Linked DNA regions of Homo sapiens: region 1 is linked to region 2. A link is an interaction called in ENCODE POLR2A ChIA-PET data of the cell type or tissue named here. Cell type or tissue: MCF 10A. All regions are shown on one strand. Each heading gives the region's core, and the rest is flanking DNA. Links, peaks and the distances in the headings are about the cores only.

Region 1 (5,378 bases), core at 151-5,150, 130 kb after region 2:
ATGTTTCCAAGGCTGCTTAAGGTAGCACAAAGAGTTTGTAGCTCGGCATTAGATAAGTGCTGATTGGCCTCAAGAAACAGTGGCACTTGCGCTTAGTGATTCATAAGAGCTTGGGCTTTAGAGTCTGGTTCAAATTTTAGCTTTGTGACTTTTTTTTTTTTTTTTTTGAGACAGGGTCTTGCTCTGTTGCCCAAGCTGGTGCGATCAAGGAGGCTCACTGCAGTCTCGACCTCTTGGGCTCAAGGGATCCTCCTACCTCAGCTTCCCCAGTAGCTAGGACTAAAGGCATGTGCCACTACACCTGGATAATTTTTTACTTTTTTTAGAGATAGGGTCTTGCTATATTGCCCGGGCTGGTCTCGAACTCCTAGGCTCAAGCGATCCTATTGCCTCGGCCTCCCAAAGTGCTAGGATTACAGGCAGGAGCCACTGTGCCTGGCCAGCTTTGTGACTTTTTAGTTGTGTGATCTAAGGAGTTAGATAGCTGCTCTGTGCTCTAGTTAGCCAGCTCCCAAATGGGAATGATAATAGGACTTACCTGCCAGGCTTGGTAGAACTAATCAGTGGTTCTCAGCCATGAGTGCACATCAGAATCAACTCTGTAGTTTAAAAAAGTCATAATTACACATCTGGGGCTGTCCCAGACCTATAGAGTGAGAATCTTTGAGAGTAGGCCCTTAAGCTTCTCTGTCTTTAAAAAGCTCCCTCTGATGACACCCCTGCTTTGGTACTAAAAATCAGGTACTATTCATAGAGTGTCTGTCATGAACTCTGCCAGTTCCCTCCCCTCTCTCTTTCCTGCCTCAGTGTGGGGTACAGGCTAGCATTTAGGATGAATGACCAGGGAACAGATCGAAAGCCTCTTTATAATAATGCCCGTGGAGAGCAGGGCAACTTCTTTATCAGGCATTTCCATTTGATCTTCACATCAATCTCATGTCATAGGGAAAAGAAGTATTCCCATTTTACAGATGGGAAAATAGAGGTCTAGAGAGTGACTTGGTAGGATCCTGCCGGTAATCAGTTTTCAAATATTCGTCTTGGTCCCTGTGTTTGTCCTCCTTGATCCTCAATCCCACACCCACTTATGGGTCAGCTCATAGGAGGTGGGGGGATTAGGATTACTTTATGAGTGAATGGGTTGGAAGAGAGGAGGAAGAAGGCAGCCTGAGAGAACACAAGTCACCTGCAGACTCCCAGAGGCCAGTGACAGTTTGATGTATCAGGCCCCTTAAAGATCAGAGGGGTGCTGGTCATGGTCCCAGACCATGCAGTAGCTTAGAGGTAGCAACAGGACTAGAATCCATTTCTGATGCCTGATTCACTGCCATCCCAGCTCTGTGTGCTGCTTCCACAGTGTGGTCAGGGTGTGGCTCCACTGATAATAGAATTAGTCTTCTAGCTAGTGTAGTGAGGCCTTTGCACTTGCTGTTCCCTCTGCCGGCAACGCTCTTCCCAGGCATTGCCATGGCTTGCTGCTTCCTCACCTCCTTCCTGTCCTGTCAGGTGTCATCTCCTCAAATGACCACCATTCTACTTTCTGTCTCTATGATTTTGGTTGTGACATGGTTTCTCATACAAGTGGGATCACAGTATTTGTCTTTTTGTGGCTGGCCTATTTTACTTAGCATAGTGTCATCAAGGCTCATCTCTATTGGGGCAAATGTCAGGATTTCCTTCCTTTTTCAGGTAGAATAATATTTCACTGAATATGCCACATTTTGCTTATCCATTCATTTGTTAGTGAATACCTGGGTTGCTTTCACATTTTAGCTATTGTGAATGATGGTGCTATGAACATGGGTGCACAAATATCTCTTGGAGACCCTGACTTCAACCCATTTGGGTATATGCCCAGAGGTGGAATTGCTGGATTATATGGTAGTTCTATTGTTAATGTTTTGAGGAACCACCATACTGTTTTCCATGGTGGCTGTACCATTTAACATTCCTACCAACAGTGCACAAGGGTCCCAATTTCTCCATATCCTCTCTAACACTTCCTGTTTTCTGTTTGTTTCTTTAAATAGTAGCCATCCTAATGGATGTGAGGTGGTTATCTTATTGTAGTTTTGATTTGCATTTCCCTAATGACTGAGCATTTTTTAATGTGTTTACTGGCCATTTGCATATCTTCTTTAGATAAATGTCTTTTCAAGTCATTTGCCTGTATTTTAAAATTGGGTTGTTTGTTTTTTGTTGTTGTTGACATTTAGTTCTCTTTACATTTGAGATACTAATCTCATCAGATATGATTTGCAAATATTTTCTCCCATTCTATGTGTTGCCTTTTTATTCTGTTGATAGTGTCTTCTAATTCACAAAATTAAATAATTTTCACGTAGTCTAATTTGTCTATTTTTTCTTTTGTTGCCTCTGCTTTTGGTGTCATATCTAAGAAATCATTTTCAAACCCAATGTCAGGAAGCCTTTGCCTGCTTTGTTTTTTTCTAAGAGTTTTAGAGTTTGAGCTCTTTCATTTTTATCTTTGATCCATTTGGAGTTAATGTTTATATATGGTGTAAGGTAAGAGTCCAACTTCATTCCTTCGCATAACTGAATGTGTCTTGAATGAGTGAGTAGTTGGCTAAGTCCTTAAGCTGTACAGGCTGCCGAGCTCACCTAACCCTCCTAACAGTGTCAGGAGAAAAATACTTTTAGCACCATTCTTCACGTGAGCCTGATGCTCAGAGGGTGAGTGTGGGGCTTGGGGACATAGCTCCTTTGCTGACCAAGCCACACAGAGGTCCCCAGGGCCCAGCAGGCAGGCATGACCAGGGCCCCGCCCCAAAATATCATGCCCCAGTGCCCTAGTGGCCTCATGCCACTTTCTCCTTGGGGTTGGGCAACAGCTCCTCCCTGCCCTGTGGGTGTGGACACCAGGTACCTGCCCAGCAGCGCCTGGGGCCTCCAGCCTACTCCAGCACTGCTCTTTGTCCCAGTGGCTGAAGGAGTGGCAGCCTGGCTTGTACTTTCTGGTCCAGCCCCAACAGGAATGTGGCAATCTCCTCCCACTGTGCCTGCATCCACACCTCCCTGGTGGGGTGGGGGTGGACCATGGGCAGGCACCATAGCAGGCAAAACTAGAGGACAGTGATGGTGTCTTGGGTGGAAGCTGCTTTGCCAGAGGCCCATCTCCTGAGAGGCTAGAGCAGGCCCAGGTTGGTGAATCAGGTTCCAGGGAGAGCAGGGTGGGGTTGAGGAGTGGGTGAGGAGCCAAGCAGGAGAGGGAGGTGGAGGTTTAGAATCCACCCTAAGAGGAGAAGAAAGCCCTCCTTTGCTCAGCTGGCCTGCCAGAAGATTTTCAATGATATGGTTGTGAAACAACCAGAGGAGGGGCAGTACCAGCCGGTTCCAGGTGATGAGCACAGCCCAGGGTCTGAGGGCAAGTGGGAGGCACACGAGAACAGTGAAGAACAGAGCTCTGAGTCAGCCTGAGTCCAGGGTCTGTCAGTTAGCTGCTGACTTAGGGCATGGTACTTATTCTGCCTGGGCCTTAGTTTCCTCACCTGTGAAATGGGGTGAAGAGATATAGATATAGATATAGATATAGATATAGATATATCTATATATATATATCTCAGTGGGTAGTTGAGTTGAGAAGATGAGAAGGTACAATGTCTGAAGAGCTTAGTGCAGTGTGTCTGGGTGTTATGATCAATAATAATGACAATTACCAGTGACCAGATGGTTTGGTGACAGTTTAGTGGAGGAAGCCGTGCAGCAGTCACTCCTTGTGCACGGGAAACCAGTTGCAGATTTGAGCAAGCCTTGCTCCCTGCCCTGGATGAACAGATCTGCTGATGGCCATGGAAGGTGCCCAGGGCAGAGTGTCAAGACAACTTTTGCAGCAGAAAGGGTATTGAAGGATGAGCAGGAGCTGGCCAACATGATGGGAGGGGCCTCCTAGCCAGGGACCAGGCTGTCGTGATGGCTAGCATATCATGTGGCTGATGACTGAGCAATGAGTGGCTAGGTGAGAGGCTTGAGGGGAGGCTCTGAGCTGACTGGAGGACTCCCCATGGGGGTGAGGAACAGACAGCATGAACGAAATGTCTGGAAGAATCCAAAGATGGAACACCAAGATTCTCGTCCGAGAAACTAGCTGGAGGCTGCTCTGCAGAAGGGGAAAGGCCTTGGGGAGGTTTCAGAAGGAGAGTGACTTTGAGGGTGACTAGTTCTTCCCTGGGCCTCACAGGCAGCATGGGATGAATGGTATCACCCTGTGGACTGCACCGCTCCTCCCCAGGCCCTAGGAGTGAGTGGGGGACATGCAGGGATTTGTGTTAAGGATTGACACAAAGGCTGGGGTACAGCTTCTCATATGTAGTCCTGACTCAAGTCCCTGGCTCAATACAGCAGGAATCGGTGGGGCCAGGCACCACAGAACCACTAGGTACAGCCCTCAATAAATTTAATGATGCAGATGATACTTAGTGCCATCATAATGATTATTACTCCTATTTACCGTTATACCTGTTAGTGTGTCACTGCGAAATTCACACAGCATTTTCACATCCACAGTTCACATCCTTGTGAGGATTTTCATTTCTGTTTTGCTGATGAAGAACCCAAGGCCCAGGGATGTGAAGTGACTTACCCGCTGAGGTCACTGTTGTAGGAACTGGACGGGAATGTGAGACTTGTGGCCCTTCAGATCTGCCTGGTTGAGAAGAGAGATGTTTTTTGAATGGAGCCCCTCCGCTACTGCTGTCTGAGTTCCCTGCCTTATCTTGAATTCTTTTTGGAGCAATGATCTCCAGTCTTTTCGGAATTGCCACATCTCGCCATTGTATGATTTTGCAACAGTTGCAACTGTGAAACGCCCCCAGAAAACTGTAATCTCCATTGATCTCTATGTAATTTAGAGTTAGGGAAGAGGAAAATCTTGTTTTTTGCATCTGTGCTGGAAAGAAGAGTGTCATGGTGAGAATATTGTACCTGGAGTCTGGAGGGAGCCCTGGGCTGTTCCTCTTTGCTGTGTGACCTTGGACAGGTCTCGCCCCCTCTCTGGCCCTGAGTTTCCTAATCTCTGCCATCCTGTGACTCATTATCTTTCTAAACGTGAGCTGTTTTAAAGTGTCACAAGTCTGGGATTGTGAATCATGGGGGCTGTTTTGCTTTGGTAAATTCTGCTTGGAGCTGAACCACCAGGTACTGGATAGAGAGGGAGACTAGTTCCTGGAGACAGATGGACAGATGGAGCTAGGAAACAGTCTCATCGCAGATGGTTAATGTACTTTCCCTGCACCCAGTGGGTAATGTCAGTGTAGGTTCTTAACTCCCCAGGTTATGGCCCCTTTCCTGGTGACAGGTGCAATGCTGACTTCTCTTTGAACTGTAAGTTGGAAGAAATTTGTCATGGGATCATGTGCCTT
Region 2 (5,378 bases), core at 92-5,091:
ATCGCAGAGAGGGGGTGACTTGCCTGAGATCACACAGTGAGCTAAATGGTAGAGTGAGGACTACAGCCCAGGCCCCCTGGTCCTCCAGAGGGTGGGATTTACCTGCCTAATACCAGCCTTCTCCCTCAGGCCGCAAGCTGGATCTTCAGGCCTCAGTTTCTTGCTGGTAATTCCTCTGCAGAGGATCACCAGGTACCCACTGCTGCTGCAGAAAATCCTGGAGAACACAGTCCCTGATGCCAGTGCCTATCCTGTCCTTCAGAGGGCTGTCTCTGCCCTCCAGGACGTGAACACCAATATCAATGAGTACAAGATGCGCAAGGAAGTGGGTAAGGACTTGGGCATTTAAGGGGACACATTAGTAGGAATGCTTCCAGTTACAGAAAATTTATCTAAAATCTGCTTCACCAGTAAAGAGAATGTAGTGGCTTATGTAACTATAAATCCAGAGGTAATGCAAGCTTTAGGTAGGGTTCGATCAGGGTGCTGGCTCCAGTTCCCTGTAACTCCCTTGTCTCTGCTCTTTACTCTGTATCAGCTTCATCTTCAGGCTGGCTTGCCTCATAATAGTAAGTTGTGGCTGTTCCAAGACTCACAGCTGCACACCACACTTACCCGGGTAAGGCAGGGTTTTTTCCCCCTTAGCCACAAAAATTAAGTCAAAGTTTCTCTTTGATAGGACCCACCTGGGTCATGTGCTTACCTTGAACTAATCACCAAAGTTAGGGCATCATGAACTGATTGGCTTAGGTCTGGGTTATGTGCCCTTCTTTGAATTAATCACTGTTGCCAGGGGTTTGGAATTATATAAATTGGCTTGTATCAGTCAGCAATCCACCCCTTGAGCTAAAGTGAGATCAATCTCATCCAAACCACATGACTGCCACACTGTGGAGGAGAAATCAATAGTGGGGAGGTAAAGAGCTGTGCATATATCTGGGGAGCCTGCCTCTCAGGTTATTAAAACAGAAAGGTTTGGAAAACGAAACAGTGTCTCAAGTTAAGAGAAACTCAATTACATGACTGAGACAACATAAAAATGGCAATTCAGCTAATGTTTACTAAGGGCTAGCTGTGCCATGCTTTTTCCTTCATTGTCATATTTGGTCTTTGCACTAACCCTCTGAGGTTGGCCCTGTTAGCCCCATTTCACAGTCAGGTAAAATGAGAGCATGCATCACTTGCTTCCTGTCGCAGAACTGGTAAGGGACAGAGCCAGGTTTCAAACTCAGGCCTGGAGTCTTCACCACCATGCTATACTATATTTAGCAGCTTTGGATTTCCTCCCCACCTGCTTCTCCATCCTACGACAGATCAGTAGGAAGCACTGAGTCAGGACCGGGAAGCGTGGCTCCCAGCTGGCCTGGCTCAAAGTGGCTGAGGGACCCCAGGCAAATCTCTCCTCCATGGGTTCTTCTTTAGGAAGTTCATTCAGACCCTCTGTCTTAGGTGACTCTCCCAGCAATCCTGCGAGGTGGCTGGTCCCATTTTACAGATGAGGAAACTGAGGCCCCAAGGAGTGGTGACTTCCCAAAGTCAAGCAGGCAGGAAGCTCTTCAGCCAGGGCTCACACCTCAGACAGAGGACCCTATGCTTTTCCTGTGTGACTCACTAACCTCATGAATGTGACCCTGATGGAGCAGAGGGCCCAAGCAGGTGCCCAGCCGGGCATGTCCGTGACATCCACTTTCCTGAGTTGGCTTGATCACCGTGCTTCCCCTCTTCTCTGTCGTTGCAGCCTCCAAGTACACCAAGGTAGAGCAGCTGACCCTCCGGGAGCGGCTGGCCCGCATCAACACACACACCCTCTCCAAGAAGACCACCCGGCTGAGCCAGCTGCTGAAGCAGGAGGCGGGGCTGATCCCCAGGGTGAGCGTGCGCCTGGGAGGAAGAGTCACATCCAGCCACCCCCAAGGCCAGGCCCTGCACAGTGGGTAGACAGGGGACTTAGGCTCCTTTCAGAACTGAGGCAATGGAGGCTGAGAGATTGAGGTGCTGGGAAGAGGCAGAGGTGGCACCCCACTTGATTCTGAAGAGCCAGTGGAGGGGTTTCTCCAGTGTCTTGGGCCACTCTCTTTGGGGCCTATTTACACAGATAGGAGAGCTGGTCTCTGGGTTTGGGCAAAGGACCAGCCCTAAATAGCTACTTCTAGCAGCACAGGTTGGTGGAGTGCCTGCTCTGAAACCAAGCATGCTCACACAATGAAATAAGTGTTCCCACTATCCCCATGAGAAAACAGAAACTCCGAGAGGGTAAAACCCTTGTCCAGAGTCACACGGCTAGGAAGCCAATGAACTGGGGCTCATGCTTGTGTATCCGATTCCATGCTCTGAATGTAAAACCACTGAGCTACACCACCCTCTCAGCTTTGGGGTTGCGAGAACCAGCTCTGGTGGGCGAGTCTGTGGAAAGGTTGTCCCAGTGAGGACCTGGAACACTGAAGCCGGTGTACACTGCCCCCATGTGGATATTCTCAACCCTCACACACATTACTTTCAGACAGAAGACAAGGAATTTGATGATTTAGAAGAGAGGTTCCAGTGGGTGTCTCTGTGTGTGACTGAGCTGAAGAACAACGTGGCTGCTTACCTGGACAATCTGCAGGTGAGGACACTGCAGGGTTCATAAAGGGCGAGTCTGGGCTGGGTTCCCCTGGCAGGAGGCTTGCAGGGCCCAGCCTACAAGCTGGGAAAGGCACCAGCCTCAGAAACCAACCAGATGAGGTCATCCTGTCTCATCTCTTCTGGAGAATGCTGGCCAGCACTCCTCAGCCCCAGGCCATTATACTGGGGGCAGCTCCGAGCCCATTGGAGTTCCTACCACATAGGGCCAAAATTCACTGGAAGCAGAGCCCCGCAGAGCAACTCTGCCAGACCAGCACCTAGAGCAGGGGAGACAAACAGGTGCCTAAAGGGGCCAGGCAGGTAATGCTACTGAGTGAAGTGTGCAGGTAACAGGCAATCCAATGCAATAGGAGCCTAGTGTCTAACAGGCTGTTTATGAGACTTTTCAGTGAACTTAAATATAAAATAATATTTGGAATTTGAAGGGCTGAATGAATGAATACATGAATCAAATCTAAAGGAGCAGCTATTCCTCAGCTCTGGGGGGTTGTTGCTGGGTGAGAATATGGGCCCAGTTCTTCTGACTTTAAGAAAAACACACCTGGAAATTCAGGTATTTTTCAGATTTTTGATGACATCTCCTGATGCGTCAATGTGAGCAACTAATTAAATGAAGATTTAAATGCTATGGGGCATTTTTTTAATGCATTGATGTAAATAGGAAAAGTTAGAGAAAAGTATTAATAGAACATGTGGAATATGGACATGGGAAAAAACAAACGCACTGCTGGGTGCAGTGGCTTACGCCTGTAATCCCAGAATTTTGGAAGGCCGAGGCGGGAAGATCACTTGAGGTCAGGAGTTCAAGACCAGCCTGGTCAACATGGTGAAACCTTGTGTCTACTAAAAATACGAAAAACATTAGCCAGGCAAGGTGTCACACGCCTGTAGTCCCAGCTACTCAGGAGGCTGAGGCAGGAGAATTGCTTGAACCTGGGAGGCAGAGATTGCAATGAGCCAAGATCATGCCACTGCACACCAGCCTGGGTGACAGAGTGAGACTCTGTCTCAAAAAAAAAAAAAAAGAAAAAGAAAAAAACCCCACAAAGGTGGCATGTAAATGTATGAAGTTCAAGAAGCACTGGAATGAGGAGAAAGATGTTGACTCAGTCTAAGGCGGAACTTTCTAATCACTTAAGCTGTGTGAGAATAGAATCAGCTGTGTGTGTCCCTCTCATTGGGGGTGTGTAGAGAGCCTGGAAAACCTCTTCAAGGTATGGTGGAAGGGGATTCCAGCGTAAGATGGCCATGACAGGCATGATTGGATGTTTCTCCTTGGTACTGGGTCCAGGCTTTCCTCTACTTCAGGCCGCACGAATACAATCTGGACATCCCCGAGGGGCCTGCAGTGCAGTATTGCAATTTGGCAAGAGACCTTCACCTTGAGGCCTTCCTGAAATTTGTGAGTGGAACCTTTCCTTTCTCCTTTCTTTGTTAGGCAGGTGGTAGAGCTTACAAGAATAATATTTAGAAGTCAGGCACTTTGGCCAGGCGTGGTGGCTCACGCCTGTAATCCCAGCACTTTGGGAGGCCGAGGCAGGCAGATTGCCTGAGCTCAGGAGTTTGAGACCAGCCTGGGCAATACGATGAAACCCCGTCTCTACTAAAAATACAGAAAATTAGCCGGGCATGGCAGTGTGCACCTGTAGTCCCAGCTACTCAGGAGGCTGAGGCAGGAGAATTGCTTGAACCCAGGAGGCAGAGGTTGCAGTGAGCCGAGATCATGCCACCGCACTCCAGCCCGGAGACAGAGTGAGACTCCTTCTCAAAAAAAGAAGTCAGGCACTTTACACAATTGCCACATCTGTAATCTTCCTGAGTGGTCAGCAGCATAGAGATTATTATTAGTGCACTTTCCTGATAAAAATAGCCCCCACTAACATTTATTGAGCCTCACTATCTGCCAGGCTCTATGCTAAGCCCTTTATATTCCTTACATCATTTAATCCTCACCATATGGTTTTGGGGGTGGCTACTTTGAATAACCCCATTCTGCAGGTGAGAGATTGAGGCTCAGAGGGGGTCACCTCCTGGGTCATTTATACAGATGGTCAGTGATAAGCTGGGATCTGAGCCCCAAAGACTCTTGACCACCACTCTATACAAAATCTTTTCTAAGGCTGGGCAAGGTGGCTTATGCCTGTAATCCCAGCACTTTGGGAGGCCAAGGCAGGAGGATTGCTTGAGCCCAGTTGTTAGAGACCACTGTGGGCAACATAGACCCTGTCTCTACAAAAAATAATAATAATAAAATTAGCTGGGTGTGGTGGCATGTGCTAAGGTGGGAGGATCGCTTGAGCCTGACAGGTAGGCTGCGGTGAGCTGTGATTGCATTGCTGCACTGCAGCCTGGGAGACAGAGTGAGACCCTGTCTCAAAAAAAAAAACAAAAAACTTTTTCAAGGTCTTTGCATAATAATGATTCAAAGTGCTATATAAGATTGAATGCCTACTCTGTGCTAAGCACTCTGTTAAGCTCATTACATGCATCGTCCCCATTTTTCAGATGGGCAGATTGAGGCCCAGAGAAGTTAGATAACATGCTAAAGGTCCCAGCTAGTCAGTGGGAGTTAGACTGGAATCCAGGCCTGCATGCTTCCAAAGCCCCTTCTCACAGCCCCTGCCCTTTGCCACCTCCTTTCCCGACTCCCACGCTCATGTCTCCCCACAGAAGCAACGGCTAGAAGGCCTGGTGTGGCAGCCACTGTGCAGCCTGGCCAAAGCCCTGCTTGGCCCTCAGAACCTGATCAAGAA

What was found. Peaks named below come from ENCODE experiments on the same cell type or tissue, not always from the same donor. Only the 100,000 strongest peaks of a DNase experiment are listed, where the experiment ranks them.
Region 1: POLR2A ChIA-PET joins it to region 2 with 5 read pairs; 1 of 35 experiments calls an interaction of 5 or more read pairs at or near these places.

Annotation. Positions count from the first base shown.
Region 1 is chr5:149,744,760-149,750,137 of GRCh38, forward strand. The region is part of intron 1 of PPARGC1B (PPARG coactivator 1 beta); the gene reads left to right. Among named protein-coding and RNA genes, the nearest start is that of MIR378A, 15 kb to the left of the region's middle. In MCF 10A, for the core only: no CTCF peak of the experiment used is centred there; DNase peaks (open chromatin) are centred at 2,922, 3,292 and 5,072.
Region 2 is chr5:149,616,438-149,621,815 of GRCh38, forward strand. It overlaps ARHGEF37 (Rho guanine nucleotide exchange factor 37), which reads left to right. Exons shown (of 13, transcript NM_001001669.3): 5 at 130-329; 6 at 1,739-1,869; 7 at 2,501-2,605; 8 at 3,917-4,027; 9 at 5,296-5,378. Among named protein-coding and RNA genes, the nearest start is that of ARHGEF37, 38 kb to the left of the region's middle. RefSeq lists enhancers at 452-521, 1,392-1,521, 1,652-1,921. In MCF 10A, for the core only: a CTCF peak has its summit at 2,467 (motif pointing left); a DNase peak (open chromatin) is centred at 2,574.